2 separate regions of the Homo sapiens genome follow, and region 1 is linked to region 2. A link is an interaction called in ENCODE POLR2A ChIA-PET data of the cell type or tissue named here. Cell type or tissue: A673. All regions are shown on one strand. Region 1 overlaps CLYBL (citramalyl-CoA lyase). Region 2 overlaps PCCA (propionyl-CoA carboxylase subunit alpha).

Region 1 (5,000 bases), 410 kb before region 2:
CCCGGGTCCAAATGATTCTCCTGCCTAAGCCTCCCAAGTAGCTGGGATAACAGGCATCTGCCACCATGCCTGGGTAATTTTTATATTTTTAATAGAGACAGGGTTTCACCATGTTGGTCAGGCTGGTCTCAAACTCCTGACCTCAGGTGATCCACCCACCTCGGCCTCCCAAAGTGCTGGGATTACAGGCGTGAGCCACCACGCCCAGCCTATACTTGTTTTTGCCTCCTTCAGTTTTTATGCTTTTTTCAGAAATGAATTGGGAAAAAATTATGTGGGAAACTTTCCCTCTTACTTTAATTTCTTTTCTTTTCTTTTTTTTTTTTTTTTTTTTTGAGACGGAGTTTAGCTCTTGTTGCCCAGGCTGGAGTGCAATGGCACGATCTTGGCTCACCGCAACCTCTGCCTCCCAGGTTCAAGCGATTCTCCTGCCTCAGCCTCCCAAGTAGCTGGGATTACAGGCATGTGCCACCACGTCCAGCTAATTTTGTATTTTTAGTAGAGACGGGGTTTCTCCATGTTGGTCAGGCTGGTCTCAAACTCCTGACCTCAGGTAATCCGCCCACCTTGGCCTCGCAAAGAGCTGGGATTACAGGCGTGAGCCACCACGCCCAGCCCCCCTCTTTAATTTCTTGAACCGCTTGTATAAGATATGAATTATCTGTTTCTTGGGCTGGCATGGTGGCTTACGCCTGTAATCCCAGCACTTTGGGAGGCTGAAGCAGGTGGATCACCTGAGGTTAGGAGTTCAAAACCAGCCTGGACAACATGGTGAAACCCCGTCTCTACTAAAAATTCAAAAATTAGCTGGGTGTGGTGGTGCACACATGCAATTCCAGCTACTCGGGAGGCTGAGGCAGGAGAATTGCTAGAACCCAGGAGGCAGAAGTTGCAGTGAGCTGAGATCATGCCGTTGCACTCCAGCCTGGGCGACAGAGTGAGACTCTATCTCAAAAAAATTAGAAAAAAAAAAAAAAAAAAAAAGAATTATTTTTTATTTTTTTGAGGCAGGGTCTCGGTCTGTTGCCTAGGCTGGAGTGCAGTGGCACGATCTCAGTTCACTGCATCCTCTGCCTCCCAGGCTCCCCGGATCCTCCTGCCTCAGCCTCCTGTGTAACTGGGACTACAGGTACACGCCACCATGCCTGGCTAATTTTTGTATTTTTTGTAGTGATGGGGTTTTGCCATATTGCCCAGGCTGGTCTCAGACTCCTGGGCTCAAGTGATCCTCCCACCTCAGCCTCCCAAAATGCTGGGATTCCATGGGTGAGCCACTGTGAATTCACTGCCTTGAGTAATCTGTTTCTTAAAGGCTTTTGTTAAAACTTGTTAGAAATTATCTGTACAACTTGGGTGTGTATGTGTGTGTGTGTGTATCTGTCTTGACTACTAATGCAGCATATTTAATAACATAGGATCACTTCAGATTTCCTAGCTTTCATTTATTGAATTACAGTACTTTTGATTACTTATATTTATCTGGAATATAGTTCACATTCTCTGTTTTTAAGTTTATTGCCATAAAGTTGTTTTTAGCATTCTCTTACTGTTTTTTGTTTGTTTGCTTTTGTTTTTGTTTTTGTTTTGTAGAGACAGGGTCTCCCTAAGTTGCCCAGGCTGGTCTATAACTCCTGGGCTCAAGTGATCCTCCTGCCTGGGCCTCCCAAAGTACTGAAACTATAGGCATTAGCTACCTCTCCCAGCCTCAGAAGCTTTTCTACACCCTTCCTAGGGGAATGGGGAGATAAGTAGGGGTCACTTAGGGAGTAAATGATTATGAAAAGGGGCATGGGCTTTTGCAAAAATAGGCAGTAGCCTGTCCGGACCAGGTGCCAAGTTCCAGCCTCTTCTAGGTTTGACTCCTGTTGCCTGTTAACCTCCCCTGATAGATTAAAAAAAAGAAAAAAAAAAAAAAACCTAGAGAGGGTTTTCATGACAATTGGCTTCCTTCTGGAGAATCTGCATTTCACTGGATAAGGGAGATTCAGGAAAAGCCCCTCTGCATTTGCTATTTCCCAAATGCCTTCAGCTTGAAGTAACCAGCAAACCAATTCAGCATATTTGGGCTGGTATTTCCTGGACTCGTGTCTATGAGGCAGTGCTTCTTCAGGTGCTGTTCAAGTCTTACTAAATTTATGTCCATTAGATCTATCCATTTCTGCTTCTGGTTGTGAGTTTATCAATTACTTCTGTAATTCTAATAATTTTATTGTTTATTTCAGATGTCTGCAATTTGAGAAATATTTTTCTGATAAAATGTTCTTTTTATCATTAGATAATGATCTTCTTTATCCTGAGAATGTTTTTGCCCTAGTTTCTATCTTGTTTGATATTAATTAATTCAGTCACTCACTCAGCAATACCTGTTGAGAATTTTTTTTTTTTCTGAGCAGAGTTTCGCTCTTGTTGCCCAGGCTGGAGTGCAGTGGCATGATCTCAGCTCACTGCAACCTCCGCCTCCTAGGTTCAAGCGATTCTCTTGCCTCAGCCTCCCCAGTAGCTGGGATTACAGGCATGCACCACCACGCCTGGCTTATTTTGTATTTTTAGTAGAGATTTCTCCTACATGGGGTTTCTCCATGTTGGTCAGGCTGGTCTTGAACTCCCAACCTCAGGTAAGCTGCCTGTTTGGCCTCCCAAAGTGCTGGGATTACAGGCATGAACCACCACACAAGGCCTATTTTTTTTTTTTTTTTAAGACAGGGTCTCTCTCTGTTACCCAGGCTGGAGTACAGTGGTGAGATCACGGCAACCTTCACCTCCTGGGCTCACATGATCTCCCTGCCTCAGCCTTCTGAGTAGCTGAGACTACAGGCAGGCACCACCAAGCCTGGCTGAATTATTTATTTATTTATTAATTATGAGATGGAGTCTTGCTGTGTTACTCAGGCTGGTCTCAAACTCCTGACCTCAAGTGATTCTACTGCCTTGGCCTCCCAAAGTGCTGGGATTAGGCGTGAGCCACCATGTCCAGCCAAGAACCTGTTCTATGCCAGTCACATCAAGAAACAAAACAGGCATCACCTGACAATATATATATATATTTTTTGGAGACGGAGTTTTGCTCTTGTTGCCCAGGCTGGAGTGCAGTGGTGCTATCTCAGCTCACTGCAACCTCCACCTCCTGGGTTCAAGCGATTCTCCTGCCTCAGCCTCCCTAGTAGCTTGGATTACAGGTGCCCGCCACCACACCCAGCTAATTTTTTGTATTTTTAGTAGAGATGGGGTTTCACTACGTTGGCCAGGCTGGTCTCAAACTCCTGACCTCAGACAAGCCACCCACCTCAGCCCCACAAAGTGCTGGGATTACAGGCATGAGCCACTGCACCTGGCTTGACAGTATCTTTTTATTTTAATCACCTTTTTATTTTTTACTTTCAACCATTCTGTGTCCTTCTGTTTTAGGTGTATCTTTTATAAACAGTATTAAATTGAAACTTTTTTTTTCTTTAAATGTAATCTTGGTCTTTTAGCAGGGATATTTAATCTGTTCACATTTGTTGTGATTGCTAATGTAATCAAATTTGGTTTTACTACCATATGTTACTAATTTTATATACTATGCTGTTTACTTACTGTATTTCCCCTTTTCCTGCTTTTCATTGTACTTAGTTCTCTTTATTTTTTTTAAGTTTTATTTATTTTATTATAGTTTTCTTATTTATTCTACTTTGCTTATTTCTTCCTATTGATTTAGAAATTATACATTCTATTTTTTCTTTTGGTGATTACATTTAAAATTTAATATGCATATTTTATTTGAGTCTAAAGTTAATGGATATTTCTCTGCTCTCCTTCTGATCAAAATGCCTCGGAATATTTTGGCTCTGATATTCACTCCCAGTCTTTCGTATTCCCTGTGTAGCATGTTATCAGAGTCTAGTACTTAACTTTTTGGTTCATTTTTTTTTCAGTACTTTGTTTTAAATGAGACAACATTATAATTGATATTGCTGGCTCATTTAGATTTACTTACATGTTTACTCTCTGCTCACCATCGCTCCTTTGGATCCCACTCTTTTCTTTTGGATTGAGTCTTTTTATCCTGAAATATACCATTGGTCACTTCTCTCAGTAAAGGTCTAACAATAGTAACTTTCTTCAGCCTTTGTATGGAGAACGTGTTTATTTTGCCCTTCCTCTTGGATGATTGCTTAGTTGCGTTCAAGGCTAAAAGCTATATTCTCTCAATACTTTGAAAATACTATTCCATTAATTTTTGGTTGATTTTGCTGCTTAGTAACATTCTGCTGTGAAGAAAAATTGTTCTTTTTTCATGGGTAATCTGTCTTTTCTCTCTATGTGTTCTATAGTTTCACTATTATGTGTTAGGTGTTGATTTGTGATTGTTTATCTGGCTCCTGACTGTGCTGTTCAATCTGAGAATGTAAATGCTTCTTTCCATTCTGAAAACATCTCAGTCATAAGTCCTCATTCTTTCTATTCTCTCATTAGCATTTGTTGTAAGGTCTCATGTTCCCTCGTTTCTTAACATCTTCCATCTCCTACTTCTCTGTGCCATGTCCTGTATGATTTCCCCGCATCCATTCTGTAGTTCCCTAATTCTTTTTTTTTTTTTTTCTTTTTGAAATGGAGTTTCACTCTTGCCGCCCAGGCTGGAGTGCAGTGATGTGATATCTGCCCACTGCAACCTCCACCTCCCAGGTTCAAGCGATTCTCCTGCTTAAGCCTCCTGAGTAGCTGGGATTACAGGCACCCACCACCACGCCTGGCTAATTTTCTGTATTTTTAGTAGAGACGGGGTTTCACCATGTTGGCTAGGCTGATCTCGAACTTTGACCGCAAGTGATCCACCCGCCTCAGCCTCCCAAAGTGCTGGGATTACAGGTGTGAGCCATGACTCCCGGCCCCTAATTCTTTTATTGGCCATATGTAATCTAATTTACTTACTATTTCAGTGACTCTGTTTTTTTCCTTCTAAATCTGCTGTTTGGTTCTCTTTCAAATTAATTTTTCTTTTTTTATTTTCTTTTTTTAAA
Region 2 (5,000 bases):
TTCATCAAAGTTTCTAGCTTATTGGTATAGTATTTTCTTATTTTTATTTTATAAGGTCAGTAGTAATGTCTCCTCTTTCATTCCTAAATTTAGACATTTGAGCCTTCCCTTTTTTCTTGGTCACTGGCCTAGTCTGTTCAGGCTTGTTATGGATTGTCATAGTCTGGGTGGCTTATAAACAACAGGAATTTATTTCTCATAGTTCTGGAGGCTGATAAGTCAAGATTGAGGCACTGTTAGATGTTGTCCCTGGTGAGGGCTCCTTTCTTAGTTTCTTAGTGGAGCCTTCTTGCTGTGTCCTCACATGGTGGAAGGAGCAAGGGAAGGATCTCATTCATGAGGTCTCTGCCACAAGTGTTCTGAAATAGCATTCCAGAAGTACAAGGTGATACAGTTAGTCAAGAGCTATAAATTGGTGGATAGGAAAGGCAAAAATAAGAAGATTGTATTGAGTTTCTAGTTATACAATGAACTGAATAACTCCTTTTCTTTTGAGACAAATTCTCACTCTGTCGTCCAGGCTGGAGTGCAATGGCACCATCTTGGTTCATTGCAACCTCCGCCTCACAGGTTCAAGCATTCTCATGCCTCAGCCTCCCGAGTAGCTAGGATTACAGGTGCCTGCCACCATGCCTGGCTAGGATTTGTATTTTAGTAGAGTTGGGGTTTCACCATATTGGCCAGGCTGGTCTCAAACTACTGACCTCAGGTGATCCACCCTCCTCGGCTTCCCAAAGTGCTGGGATTACAGGCGTGAGCCACTGCACCTGGCCCTGAATAACTCTTTAGAAACAGAAAAAATCTCTGGTGGTTGGTTAAATAGTAAATATAAATAAATCTATAAATTTCCTATATATCAATAAGGTAGAAAATACAACAAGAAATGTAACCTCGTAGAAGCAATGGAAATGATAAAACACTGTATGATGTGAATTTAAAATGAAATTTTTAGGACTTACATGAGGACTTCTTATTTTTGTATAGGGAAACCGATTTTTAAAAATGCTCTTTTCTGTACATTTTCTATTAAATCCTAATATAACAACATAATGGGGGGGGATTGACAAAGAGTAAATATGCAAGAATAGCCTAGATAATTCTGAGGAAAATTGATGGGGAGTAGCCTAACATATTAAAATACATTTTAATACATTGTAAGTCAGCAAGAAGACATAGGTCTATGGAATACATTTGTTAGATTTTAGGCAGTGGGATGATGTGGGAGGATTTTTGAGTTGTTAAAGAGGGTCTCATGAATATTATGTGGATTTAGAAGACAAGGTAATTCTAGGATTGCTTGCCTCTAATTTACTGAGATTTTTAGGTATCTCAGAGAAGATAAGAAATATAAGGAATGAGAAATGTTTAATGGCTTTAGTGACTAGGAGTTTCTAAATGGACACATGGGCCCATTTCATTAGTTTGGTGAATAGTGAGAGCAAAGAATTTGGGAATTTAAGATTGTTGTACTTCTCCAAATGAATGTTTTAAGTATAAAGACTAGTATGTCTTTCCACAAAAATGGTAAAATATATTGTCACATTTATATCAAACTGCTAAAATAAGTTTTGATATTTTTTAAAAAATGAGATCTCATCAGGTTAAATGAAAAGAGTTGAGAATCTTCATTCCCAAAGAGGAAAATGATTCTGTATATCAACAGAATCATTCAACCTTTGACTGTATTCTCTATCTACGTTCCTAAATTGAACCTATCTATACATATTTTGTTGCTTTGTCTGTGTACAGTCATGTTGGATTTAAATGAGAAATATCTGATTTTACCACGTTGAAACAAGAACCTAAAATTAGGGAAGTATTCACTGTGACTCACATCTTACCCAGGCAGCCTGCTGTTGAAAGGATGATCCCTGGTGCGCACTGTAGTCTCAGCCTCAGGATTCTATAATGAGATTGAGTGGGGTTTCCTGTGAGCACTCTGGGGTGATTGACAGTAAGGTGAGGGCAGTCATCACTTTTTATGCCTACCCTTGATGATATGTCCCTGCTGTCTGGGGAGGGACCGAGGACGAATAGGACTTGGTGATGTCTAAGTAATTAGTGTATGTTGGTTCCAGCTGAACAAACTGGAGGGTAATGATCAGGTAAATGGAAATGGAACACATTAATGCAGACTAAGGTATAAAAGACCTTAGGGTTAAACTTTTCAACATTTTATGGGATTATTAGAATATCTTTATTTCATTTTTTATATTTACATGTCTCTGTATATACATACACTTATTTATATTTTTGTCAGTGTATCTTCAGTTTTACCTTAGATGTATATAGAGATGAAAGCAACTTAAATGTGAAAACCTCAAACGCATTTTTTCTCCTTTACATGATTTCAGAATATTTTCAAACTTTTTCTGTTTGGAAAGGAGTTAAGGTTCTTAATTAAACATTTTCTTTTTAATTTCACAAAAATTGTTAATGGACTTGTTTGGAGCTGATGCCTATCACTGATCCTCAAATAGGAGCAAATGACTAAAGTCAGGCTTGGAAAACTTTTTTGGGGTGTTAACTGAAAAGTATCAGGTGACCTTTTATTTGTGTGTGTGTGTGTGTGTGTGTGTGTACTTGAGAATGTTATATTTCAGTAACATTTTCTTAAACTGCCTTTTCTTAGTAAAGGATATTTTAAGATGATGGCTGTCCTGGTCCATGTTTCACAGTTGGTCTTAATTAGATCAGAAATATTTCCAGACATTTAGGTTGCAATAGGAAATCTATAGGATTCTTAATTTATTCTTACAAAAGGTATTTATAGTTGCCATTCTTCAATATTAACTTTCCTTATCAACAGCAAAAAGTCTTACGGCAAAGCCTCTGGAGAGTGACTGCAGTACTGCATTTAATGGGAAGGGAGGAATTGTTTGCCTTAGTATATGGTTTTGAATCTGGGAGTCTGGTAATTAGGTAATCAAAGGGTTTAAAAAATGGCATAATGGCTTTAAAACTTGCTATTGCTCACTTTTCTTATAAAACTTAGCTTTCAGAAATCTTTTTAGATTAAGAATACAATGTACCTACTATGCAAATTTAAAACAATAGACTTTTCATTAAAGAACTAACCAGGAGAAGAAAGCATTTAAGATGTGTAGACATTTCTTTTCCTTTTCTTTTTTTCTTTTATTGTCTTTGGAAAAACTTATTTTGCAGAAACAGTATACTGTATCAATTTTAAGTGTTTTGATTATCTTTGACTTGGCTAAATTATTTTCTCTGCATTTTTGGGTAAAATGGAATAGGATGGGATTCCTGGTAGGTATTTGTTCACATTAATACTATATTTAATTGGAGATCCTGCAGAATAGTAGCAGGAGGCTGAAGAGAATTATTTAGCATTAGCAATGGCTCGTCTGGGAGTTGTGGACTAATCAAGGCGCTGTAGTGTTAGTGGTGGGGATGATGGGAATTATGACGATTATGACATGTAAGCATGTCTGTGTACGAATTGGACAGGCAATGAGTTAATCAAGAAGTATGTTAAATGGCTCCCATGCTGATTCATTATTATCTACCATAGTGCCTGTCAGGTTGTGTATTTAAAAAACACAATCATTGCCAAATTCAATATGTATATGAGCTGAATTCAGCCATTGTTTGCTTTTCCATAAAATAACCTCAGATTTCCTTATATGTATAAAAATAGAAAATTGTGTCAACTGTGCTGTGATTTGTGTTTATAGTATGGTATCTTTTTTTTTTAACAGAGTCATTTAAACCTATGTTTGCTTTGCCCTTTCATATATTCGTGTAAATATTCTCTGGCTTGTTTTCTATGCATAAAGGGTTTGGGTTTGAAAGTGAAATTTATGTGTCTTTACTTTTCAAGATGAAAAAATAATTCCAGTATTTCAGAGACAAATTAATATTTAACACATGAACTATGGACAAATCAAAGCATGAATCTTTTCCACCATCAAAATGCTTGAATTTAAATTGGGGGTGGGGGTGGAAACCTCCTTTGCTGTAGCGGGGGGTCTCTTTGTGCCAGGTAGACAGACCCATTCTGTGCCCAGCATGGTTGGGGTTATCTGTCAGGAAACTATCTATTAGAAATGCTAGAAATGTATGTATTTTGGGGGAATGGAACTAATAAATTGAATTCCTTTTAGAAAATAAATTGAAATGCAGCATAAATCCATGAGCAAACTGGATTATATCTCTAGGCAAATTTAAAGAGTTATTGTACAGATGAACACCATTTTTTTTTATTATTGTGAGCACTGCCAAATTTAATAAAACTTTCTACCAAACTGTGACTTTCATGTATTAACTTAATTAAAGCAGTGTTATGGGTAATACTCAGTGTTAACCTGTGGATGGCTGTTATTGAAATCCATTATCAATGGAGTCAGTATTAGTGGTCAGCAGCATCAGAAGTAAAACTTGCAACCAAGACCCTCCCATGGGTGCTGTGAGCTCAGCAGGTTAAATTGTCAAAAACCAGTAAAGCTTCTTAAAGGACTGATAGCTTAAGCCACCCGGAGTTAAAGGTAAACTAGTCATTCCAGTCAAGATGGACTATGACTTTATTTAGCAGTCAGGCAAAAATTATATTTGGGCAGGATTTATATCAGTATCTTCATGTATGACTTATTCATTTGTATGTTCATGTACCTTGCTATTTAAATTCAATAAAACCATCCAGCTTTTTTTAATCTGTGGGAAGTGACTTGTGGATATTTTCTTTTATAAAACGTTAAGGAGATGTCTTAAGACTTTCTGAATTTTTTGTTAATAACTTATACTGAAGTTACTTTTTACTTATACTAAAATTTTAAATTAAGAAAAAAGTGAAATATTGTATTAATATATCTTTTTGGTTTTGTTTATTTTATAATTTCTGGTAAACTTAAACAACATGGTTTTAAAGGGAATTTATGTATTTCAGTGTAATTAGTACCTGCTGTTATGAAAAAGCACCTAATCATGGATTTATTTTTCTCTAAGCAGCTATTTGGGAAGGATCAGAAGTCCTATCTTACTGA

The links. ChIA-PET counts read pairs that join two places held together with the same protein. Peaks named below come from ENCODE experiments on the same cell type or tissue, not always from the same donor. Only the 100,000 strongest peaks of a DNase experiment are listed, where the experiment ranks them.
Region 1: POLR2A ChIA-PET joins it to region 2 with 5 read pairs; 4 of 35 experiments call an interaction of 5 or more read pairs at or near these places.

What each region holds. Positions count from the first base shown.
Region 1 is chr13:99,716,474-99,721,473 of GRCh38, forward strand. The region is part of intron 1 of CLYBL (citramalyl-CoA lyase); the gene reads left to right. Among named protein-coding and RNA genes, the nearest start is that of CLYBL-AS1, 10 kb to the right of the region's middle. RefSeq lists an enhancer at 163-952. In A673, no CTCF peak of the experiment used is centred here; no DNase peak of the experiment used is centred here.
Region 2 is chr13:100,122,582-100,127,581 of GRCh38, forward strand. The region is part of intron 4 of PCCA (propionyl-CoA carboxylase subunit alpha); the gene reads left to right. Among named protein-coding and RNA genes, the nearest start is that of PCCA, 36 kb to the left of the region's middle. In A673, no CTCF peak of the experiment used is centred here; a DNase peak (open chromatin) is centred at 1,900.